Linked DNA regions of Homo sapiens: region 1 is linked to region 2. Evidence: chromatin loops called from intact Hi-C (ENCODE). Cell type or tissue: CD14-positive monocyte. All regions are shown on one strand. Each heading gives the region's core, and the rest is flanking DNA. Links, peaks and the distances in the headings are about the cores only.

Region 1 (5,385 bases), core at 331-5,330, 60 kb before region 2:
ATTACTAGTCAGTATAGTAATACCAAGTAAATAATGCTGTTAGATTTTTGCAAACACCGTTCTTGGTATTTTCATCATACTTGGTAGTTGGTAAAAATTTACTATGATGATTACCAAAACATTCTGGTAGAAGAGAGACATTGGAGGAGCAGAGGTAAGAAAGGATACCAGTTACCAGTTAGATTGGCTGGTTCGAGACCAGCTTGGACAATATTTTTTTAAAAATTAGCCAGGTGTGGTGGCACGTGTATGTAGTCCCAGCTACTCAGGAGGCTGAGGCAGGAGGCTTGCTTGAGCCCAGGTGTTTGAGGTTGCAGTGAGCTATAATCATGGCACTGCACTCTAGTCTGGGTAACAGTGTGAGACTCTGTCTCAAAAAAAATAAAAGAAAAAAAGGTTTGCTCTGTAACAAAAGAATTTACTTAAAATATAGTACAATAAACACATTTTAAATAATTTAAAAGCTTAACATTTTAGACAAAACTATCAAAAAGAATGTCTTAATAATTCCTTTTCTGCTTGGAAAAGGGATTATGTCACACAGGACTGATAAGTATTTAACAAATAGTGACCAAATTGGAATTTCATAAGCAAATTTAAATGCCCATTTTACCGGAAGGGACTAGATGTTGGTGTGGTGCTTCTACCAGCGATTGGAGGTGTGCCTGGTTTTATATCAATGCCACTTCCAAAGGCTTTTAGTTCCATTTCAGACATCTGAGGAGAAGCATAAAATAAACTTAACATTTCTTTAATTCCACAAGCTAAGTGCTGTGTTTACATGTCCTATACGTGAAGACGTAATCTAGGAAAGGGCAAAGAACCTTAGTACAAAACTCCTATAGTTAGGCTTCAAGTATTATGGAATTACCTGACCAAACAGACTTATAATTAAATAAGCCCAAGAGACACTATAAATCCAATTCTTCCAATAAATTTGTGAATTCTTTGTTATTAGGTAAAAACTAGATGGGGCCAAACACATTAAAAGTAAATAGATAAAATGTAAATATACTGGGGTTTGAGATTTTTGCAGGGTGGTAAAAACTGACGCATTTTAGTTTTTTAGATAACACAGATGCATATATCTGAACACACTACCTTAAATTCTCAAATAACCTGTGCAAATGTCTCTTTACTTACTTTTCCTGTGGTTGCAATCATGCTATGCTGTGTTCCAGCAGGAATTAATCCTCTGAAAGGCTGGCTTACTTGTGCAGGACGACTCAGACTCTGAGCCTGTGCTTGGGGAGTGGTATGCTGTAATGGGGGCTGAAGAGTCTGAGGCAAAGCAATTAGAGGTTGCCCTGTAGATCCAAAATTAGGCAAGGAAAGCTGCGATGCTGGTAAAGGTACTGTAACCTAGAAAATAAGTAAAGAGAAACTGAAGCAATTTGTTTCTGTTTACTACAGACATATCCATACAACTATACACAACTCTTCAAATACTTTTGAGTAAGATTTCAAACAGAACACATCGGCCAGGTGCAGTGGCTCATGCCTGTAATCCCAGCACTTTGGAAGGCCAAGGCGGGCAGATCACGAGGTCAAGAGATCGAGACCATCCTGGCCAACATGGTGAAACCCTGTCTCTACTAAAAAAAAAAAATACGAAAATTAGCTGCATGTGGTGGCATGTGCCTGTAGTCTCAGCTACTTGGGAGGCTGAGGCATGAGAATCACTTGGACCCAGGAGGGGGAGGTTGCAGTGAGCCGAGATCCTGCCACTGCACTCCAGCCTGGCGACAGAGCGAGACTCTGTCTCAAAATAAAATAAAATAAAATAAAATAAAATAAAATAAAATAAAATAAAATAAAATACATAGAACACATCCATCTACTAATATATTTCACATATTTCTTTTGCTTAGTGATGACAAGTTGAGTATCTCTAATCTGAAAATCAAAATCCAAAATGCTCCAAAACTTTCTGAGAGGCTGATATGACACCACAAGTAGAGAATTTGACACCAAGTCCAGGCACGGTGGCTCACGCCTATAATCCCAGCACTTTGGGAGGCCAAGGTAGGCAGATCACTTGAGGTCAGGGGTTTGAGACCAGCCTGGCCAACATGGGGAAACTCCGTCTCTACTAAAAAAAAAAATAAATAAATAAATAAAATAAAATACAAAAATTAGCCAGGCATGGTGGTGGGTGCCTGTAATCTCAGCTACTTGGGAGGCTGAGGCACGAGAATCACTTGAACCTGGGAGGTGGAGGTTGCAGTGAGCCAAGATCATGCCACTGCACTCCAGCCTGGGTGAGGGAGACTCCGTCTCAAAAAAAAAAAAAAAAAAAAATCAACACCTGACCTCCTGCGACGGATCAGTCGAAGTGAGGTCAGAACTTCTGTTTCATGCACAAAGTTATTTAAAATGTTGCTTAAAATTACCTTCAGGTTATATGTATAAAGTATGTATGAAACAAAGGAATTTCATGTTTAGACAGGCCCCTCGCCCCAAGACACCTCATTATGTATACGCAAACACACAAAAAAAAACCAATCTGAAATCCGAGACATTTCTGGTCCCAAGCATTTCGGTAAGAGACACTCAACCCTCAACCGTATCTCCATTCTTCTATTAAAGGTACAACATAGTTTAGTTAATGCTACTTGTAGTGAAGAGAATAGAAACTGAAAGAATTAGGACTATCTTTGAATTTATCCACAGGACATGTCAAATAATCACAAAGTAAATGAGGACACAATATAAGCAGTATTCACAAGTTTCCAAACAGACATTTTACATAATACTTTCAAGGCTGGTCAAAATGAGCTATGAGAAGAACAAGAATCTCTCAGTTTTCACATAAACACTATATTTAATCTGAATGTCAATAAGATATTCATGAATTATCACTCCCTAAAATAGCAAACAACAACAGTTATAAGAAAATGACTAATGACTTTGTTCCCCCACCAGCCCTCCACCACTTTTAAAGAATAAGCTAATGAAATTATTAGAGATAGTTTTAAACGTACCATATACTTTTCACTGAAAATTATTATTGCATTCATACACTTAAGAAAGTGTTTGTCATTTATGCTCGATCACAGTCTGCCACACTGTTGTATGTATAGCTAACCTGCCAGATGGTCTTTGGGAGGCTTCTCCCTAGCACTAATGGGTAAACCACCTGTATCACACTTAATGTAACTATATTCTGGACAATGGTTTTCAAGGTTTTATATTCATTGAATCCTTTGTTAAAATAGAATAAATAATTACACGGAAACCTAAGTTGTTTTTTCCCCCTTAATTAAAAAAAAACAAAAAACAAAAAGCAGCCAGGTGTGGTGGCTCAAGCCTGTAATCCCAACACTTTGGAAGGCCGAGGCAGGCAGATCGCTTGAAACCAGTAGTTCAAGATCAGCCTGGGGCAACATGGCAAAACCCTGTCTCTACAAAAACTACGAAGAAAAATTAGCCAGGCATAATGGCGTGAGCCTGTAGTCCCAGCTACACAGGAGGCTGCGGTGCAAGGATCACTTGAGCCTGGGAGGTTGGGCTGCAATGAGCCATGATCACACCACTGCACTCTGGCCTAGGTGACAGAAAAAAACAAAACAAAACCCCCTAAACCAACAAAAAACCTGGAAGATATAAAAAAACAGGAATGACTGAAGTAGGGGGTGATGGTGGTGAGAAGGGGGGTGTCATGAGCCTGAAACCCCTTCTACGTGGACCCAGTGGAATTCTTCAGGACATCTCAGTGAACAGTTTAAAAACCATCCTCCATCTTGCATCTTGGTTCAATTTAAATTCCCAAACAATAACAAAAGCAATAAAAATAATAATAAAGAAAATTGAGGAAATTTACCATGCCATAGTTTACCTGCTGGAGAGCACTTGGTGACTGGGCAGTGTTATAAAAATTTGTCTGACCAGGCTGTTGTACTTGTCCAGAATAAAGATTTGAGGCCTGGGTAAGATTTGCTCTGGCCTAGAAAAAATTTTTTAAGAAAACATGAGTAAGACTGAAAAAAATTTCAAATTCAGAGGTGGAGATTATGACTTCAAAGCAATGTCTAGCAATTTTTAGTATTAGATAAATGAAAGGACTTTGTTTTTTTCATTGCATCTTCTAACATGTTTTCTTTTAAAAATGTTTCCTTAAAATGATCTGTGGCATAGGAATACAATGAGGGTGCATTGCTCTAGTCCCCTGACTTACCTGGAGAAGATGTGTGTCAATCAGCTGGGAACCTCCTAGTCCTGATGCCTGCCCCAGTTGATGTTCATACAATATAGGAATGGGCTGAGTATTTGATGTTTGCTGAAAGGCAAGACCGGATTGTGCCTTGGCAAGTTCTTGGTGTTGGACAGTTGGAAAGTTGTGAATAGCAGTACCAGAAAGGACCACAGATGGCTGGGATAAACTGCTTTGCATAAAAGCTGGCTGAGATCTACATAAGGATTAAAGAGAAAATATTGTTAGAAGTTAATTTCATCTGGAATCTGAAAATCTTAAGAATGCAAATCCCAAATGACCCAATACAGTCATGTGCTGCATGACATTTTAGTCAACAACAGACCACATATATATTGATGGTCCCATAAGATCATAAGGAAGCTGAAAAATTCCTATCACCTAGTGACATCATAGCTGTTCTAATATCATAGAACATATGACTCAAGTGTTTTTGCTGGTGCTAGTATTAAATATAAACAAACCTACTACACCTACAGTCCTAACAGTTCAGTACATACAGTTACATACAGTACATAATATCTGATACTGATAAAAAGAATTATGTTACTAGTTTATGTATTTACTATACATTTTCTGGTTATTTTAGAGTGTACTCTTTTTACTTAAAACTTATAAAACAGCTTCAGGTAGATCCTTTAGCGGGTATTCCAGAAGAAGGCATTGTTATCATAGGACATGACAGCTCTGTATGTGTTACTGCCCCTGAAGACCTCCCAGTGGGACAGGATGTGGAGGTAGATGAAAGTATATTGATGATCCTAGCCCTGCGTAGCCTAGCCTAATGTGTGTGTTTGCATCTTAGTTTTTAACAAAAAAGTTTAAAAAGTTAAAAAAAAATTAAAAAATTAAAAAACAGAAAAACGTTACAAAAGAAAAGGCCAGACATGGTGTTCATGCTCATAATCCCAGCACTTTGGGAGGCTGAGGTGAAAGGGCTGCTTGAGGCCAGGAATTTGAGACCAGCCTGGGCAAGAGAACAAGACATCATCTCTACAAAAAAATAAAAAATTAGGTGGGCATGGTAGCAAGTGCCTGTAGTCCTAGCTACTTGGGAAGCTGAGGCTGGACAATGGCTTGAGCTCAGGAGTTCGAGGTAGTGAGCTGTATGTGCCACTGCACTCCAGCCTGGGTGACACAGACCTTGTCTCAAAAAAACAAACAAAAAAAGA
Region 2 (5,385 bases), core at 179-5,178:
TCCATAAACAAGCACTTAAAATTTACCTGCTGTGCAAGCAACTTTGGAGGTGGTGGCAGATGTGAAGATGTTCCACGTTCCTATTATAAAGAAGAAAGAATTATTCTTATTATTTTGGAGACAGTCTTGCTCTGTTGCCCATGCTGGAGTGCAGTGGCATGATCTTGGCTCACTGCAACCTCTGTCTCCCGGGGCCAAGCAATTCTCATGCCTCAGCCTGCTAAATACCTGGGATTACAGGCGTCTGCCACCACAACTGGGTAATTTTGCATTTTTAGTAGAGACAGGGTTTTGCCATGTTGGCCAGGCTGTTCTTGAACTCCTGATGTCAAGTGATCTGCCTGCCTTAGCCTCCTAAAGTGCTAGGATTACAGATGTGAGCCACCACACCAGCTTGAAAGAATTACTTAAAAAGAACCATGTAAGAAAAAATATATCTGCTGGGTGCGGTGATTCACACGTGTAATCCCAGCACTTTGGGAGGCCGAGGCAGGCGGATCACCTGAGGTCAGGAGTTCAAGACCAGCCTGGCCAACATGGCAAAACCCTGTCTCTACTAAAAATACAAAAATTAGCCAGGCGTGGTGGCGGGTGCCTGTAATCCCAGCTACTCTGGAGGCTGAGACAGGAGAACTGCTTGAACCTGGGAGGCGGAGGTTGCAGTGAGCCAAGATCATGCTACTGCACTCCAGCCTGGGTGACAGAGCAAGACTCTGTCTCAAAAAAGGAAAGAAAAAGAAAAGATATATCTATTAGAAATATTTCAGCCGGGCACGGTGGCTCATGCCTGTGAGCCTAGCACTTCGGGAGGCCGAGGCAGGCGGATCACAAGGTCAGGAGTTAGAGACCAGCCTGGCGAACATGGCGAAACCTGTCTCTACTAAAGATACAAAAATTAGCCAGGCATGGGGGCAGGAGCCTGTAATCCCAGCTACTTGGGAGGCTGAGGCAGAAGAATTGCTTGAACCTGAGAGGCAGAGGTTGCAGTGAGCGGAGATCACGCCACTGCATTACAGCCTGGGAGACAGATCAAGACTCCATCTCAAAAAAAAAAAAAAAAAAAAAGATATATTTCTGAATGTAATGATTTTCTCAATACCATAAGATTGCTAAACATCTTTCTCCTCTCTTTTTAAATAAAAGCATATCACTCATTACAAGATTACTTTTATGCAATCACTCTGCTATTTCAGTAAGGTTAGAATCTTAAATGCACTTTACAATAAAAATTTTAGCCAGGCGTGGTGCCTCACGCCTGTAATCCCAGCACTTTGGGAGGCTGAGGCGGGTGGGTCATTTGAGGCCAGGAGTTCAAGACCAGCCTGGCCAACATGGGGAAACCCCAGCCCTATTAAAAATACAAAAATTAGCTGGGTGTGGTGGTGCACCACTGTAGTCCCAGCTAGTTGGGAGGCTGAGGCACAAGAATCTCTTGAGCCCAGGAGGTGGAGGTTGCAGTGAGCCAAGATCGCGCAACTCCATTCCAGCCTGGGTGAAAGAGCAAGGCTCTGTCTCAAGAGGGAAAAAAAGAATTTTAGTCTAGCTGTTCTGGAATTCTGATCCAGCAAATCTGACTGAGGAGATCTATACCTCTAATTACTAAATTTTATTTATGTAAGCTCAATTCTTTTCTAGTGGCAAACTAAAAATATGAGATTTATCTTAAAAAAAGAAAATCTAAAACATAATGGAACAAAATACATGAAACATTCACTTGCTAATATAAACTGTCACATGACTGTCACAAAAAAGTCAAAGACATCAAGACATATTCCATCTATTCCTCTATTCTTTCATGAAAAATTCTCATTCCCCATTATGCCAATAAGTAAAAAGTCACACAAAAAAGTTATTAAAATGTTATTTAAAAAATTCTTCTTTTTCAGGGTTCATAAATTTATTCAATGGATCATCAATGCCTTAAGATTAAAACCCTCATATAGCATACATTTTAAAGAAGTGGTTCTTACATAGCTCTCTTACCTCTCTCCTATATCAAACTACTTAGAATTTCTTGAATGTGCCATGTTTTCTCATACTTCTCTACATGTGTTTCCACTGCTTGTAACAGCTATATTCCCTTTCTATACTGCCTAAATCATGCTTGTTTAAGAATTAGCTCAAGTACTTAGTCTTCTGCAGCCTTCTACCTTAAATGAATGCTCAAAGAATTTATTTTGTACCCTCTATGATTACGCCACTTAGCACACTGTAACTGCTTACTGACTTTTTTTCCTGTCAAGGAAACTGTTAGCTACCTCCTTTTAGCCCTCAGAAGGGACAAGTTCCTCCATCTATTTTGTATGAATCCAACAAATACATGCTAACTATACTGATTCCTTAATAAAGAGATAAGTGGACTCCCTTGAAAGTAGTCCTTTTTATTCCCAGTTTATAATGCAGCTTTTGCAACCATTTACCATCTCAGAAGTGGGATCAAATATCTGTTGCACACACATTTCCCTTCATTCACAATGTTCTTCAAAATGATTCAGACTTTAGATCTCCCTACTCACTATGTGATTTCCCTACAGATAGTGTACCATTCACACAAAAAGACTGACTAGTATTTAAGTATTCAATAAACCATAAAGCACTTCAGCAATGTTTATTTTATTTTAGAAAAATATTATCCCTACACTTTGCTATGATTGAGCTATATCATAAGGTAAAAAAAATGTGAAGCTTTAGTTTTCACTTGATAACTTTAGCTACTGTATTGATAATTCCGGTTAAATGCAATAAAAATTATGATAGATTCAAGACTATTCAAGAAAAAAATACACAGTTTCCTTTTTCTAAGTCCCGTTCCACTCTGTGGTAAGAATAATTATCCATAGTATTACACAGTAATTACAATAAGGAGATCCTTGCAATAACAAGGATCTCCATGAGTCCAACAAACCTGATTAAATGAAGGTCCTTTCCCATAGGGAACTTTTGCTACTGATGGTTGGGCAGGTATTTGGGAAGATGATTTAGTGTTGGAAACTTCATCTGTTTCTTTTTTGTTTTCGTTGTTTTCAGAGGCTTTTGAACCTTGATCCTCACTGAAAAATCAAAATGCAGAAGAAATAAAGTGGACCAACTGTATCATAAGTACACACATTATTTTTGCAATTAAAAAAATTATTTCTGTATGGTTTCTGGGGGGGGAAATGTATTAAGGAATGAGATGGGTGTGTGACCCATTAGTGCTAATTTGTTCTTTCAATAAATATATACTATGAAAGTGCAATACAGTAGTTGTCAAATCTAAACACACATGTCAGGCATATATCCTGGCAAAAGAATATAATCACATCATTTCCTATCTCCTCTACATAAGAAATACAATCCAAATGTAACTGGGTAATATTGGAATTATTATTTAACTGCATTCTAATTTATTCTGATTTAATAAAAAGATAAATCAAACTACAGTATTTTTTCAAAGCCACGACAAACCACAGGTATCTCTTAAACGATCATAAAACGATGTTTGTCACAATGCCATAACTGAAAAATTATACCAAATGTGCTTCCAAACTTCCATATATTTTAAAAGCCCAACTTTTATGATATATAACCCATATATTCCTGACTGGTGCTCCAATATTCCAGAATGAAGGAAAAAGAAATAAAAAGCTCCCCATTTTCCAAGGCCCTAATGCAGTTTACTAAGTTTTAAGAAATCGAGGACCTGAAAAAGCTGTAGTAACCCAGGGAATTATTCTCCAATTTTGTAAATACAGATCAGGTCAAGCAAGTAACAGTTTAAAAAATTGTTCCTAATACCAGTTCTCAAAAGATCTCCAAACTAGGTGCCAAGCATCTAAATATCTTTTTTTTTTTTGAGATACAGTCTTGCTCTGTCACCCAGACTGGAGTGCAGTGGCATGATCTTGGCTCACTGCAACCTCCGCCTCCCGGATTCAAGTGATTCTCCTGCCTTAGCCTCCTGAGTAGCTGGGATTACAGGCATGCACCACCACGCCTGGATAATTTTTGTATTTTTAGTAGAGATGGGGTTTCACCATGTTGGCCAAGCTGGTCTCGAACTCCTGACCTCAAGTGATCTGCCTGCCTCGGCCTCCCAAAGTGCTGGGATTACAGATGTGAGCCACCGCACCCAGCCCTAAATGTTTTTAAATAAACTTTCTTGAGACGCATCAAATTTTAATTCCTTGATTAGCTGTATACTGTATTAATCTAGCTCATTAAGCACCCTCTATTCAGTAAAACTTCTGAGAATATATAAATTCTACAAATAACAAACAATTGTCTATTAACAAAGCTTCTTTGCATAAGTAGCTAATATTGTATCAACAAATTCATACTGTTATTAGTAAAAGATATCACAACTTACCTGTTATTCTCTTTAGGACTGTTACTTCCTTGTTCATCATCATCACTGAAATTCAGTTGCTCTGTATAATCTACTTCCATCTGAGCACCTATTAAATTAAGGAAAACTCAGACTGGCTGCTTGAAAGCATCTAACAATTTAAAGGACTTAATTAATTTTGCCTCTTACCTGCCCAACCTTCATCAGCTTCAGCATCTAGGTTATCAAATTTATCAAGCTCCTTCAGTTCTGATGCACTAAGAATGGATGGGCGTTCAGGCTCAGAGGCCCATGAAGGAGGTGGGCCTCTTCCTCGAAGGCCTCTAATGAAAGGCAGGTCATGGAAAAGATACAAAAGTTTATGATACTAAACTGGGAGAATACTAAAAGATTGGAATTTAGTTCATTTCAACATTAGTGTTTTCTACACCAAGATACCTAATATGTTCTGCATGGACATGTGTATGAAAAAATTAATATTAATACATAATGATAGGATAATACGTAACTCTTAAGTAACAGCTGACAAAGTTTTTAAGAATTCTCAAATATTTAAGATAAAACAAATATGTTAAAAGGATAACGATATGAATAAAACTAACTTCAAAATATATATTTTGAGGAAAATAATTCAAGAGGATGTTCAAGTCTCATATAATAAGCAAAAAAAAAAAAAGAAAGAAAATGGGGAGTCCATAATATGAAAGGAAGAAGAGAAAAACAAGTGTCATCAATTTTAGGGCCATGTTTTTCAGTTTTCTTTTTGTTTTGAGACGGAGTCTTGCTCTGTCGCTCAGGCTGGAGTGTAATGGCACAATCTCGGCTCATTGCAACTTCCGCCTCCTGGGTTCAAGCAATTCTCCTGCCTCAGCCTCCCGAGTAGCTGGGATTACAGGTGCACGCCACCACGTCCGACTAATTGTTTTGTACTTTTTTAATAGAAACAGGGTTTCACCATGCTGGCCAGGCTGGCCTTGAACTCCTGACCTCAGGCGAATCGCCCACCTCGGCCTTCCAAAGTGCTGGGATTACAGGGGTGAGCCACCGTCCCCGGCCTG

Evidence for each region. A loop is a pair of places that touch in the nucleus more often than their neighbours do. Peaks named below come from ENCODE experiments on the same cell type or tissue, not always from the same donor. Only the 100,000 strongest peaks of a DNase experiment are listed, where the experiment ranks them.
Region 1: a loop joins it to region 2, with 2.1 times the contacts of the local background. A loop is called at or near these places in 43 of 110 quality-filtered maps.

The regions. Positions count from the first base shown.
Region 1 is chr1:171,582,980-171,588,364 of GRCh38, reverse strand. PRRC2C (proline rich coiled-coil 2C) reads right to left here. Exons shown (of 35, transcript NM_001387844.1): 29 at 4,178-4,409; 30 at 3,839-3,946; 31 at 1,144-1,362; 32 at 614-717. Among named protein-coding and RNA genes, the nearest start is that of MYOCOS, 37 kb to the left of the region's middle. In CD14-positive monocyte, for the core only: no CTCF peak of the experiment used is centred there; no DNase peak of the experiment used is centred there; H3K27ac peaks cover 727 bases.
Region 2 is chr1:171,522,486-171,527,870 of GRCh38, reverse strand. PRRC2C (proline rich coiled-coil 2C) reads right to left here. Exons shown (of 35, transcript NM_001387844.1): 8 at 4,517-4,650; 9 at 4,349-4,436; 10 at 2,906-3,050; 11 at 27-80. Among named protein-coding and RNA genes, the nearest start is that of PRRC2C, 40 kb to the right of the region's middle. In CD14-positive monocyte, for the core only: no CTCF peak of the experiment used is centred there; no DNase peak of the experiment used is centred there.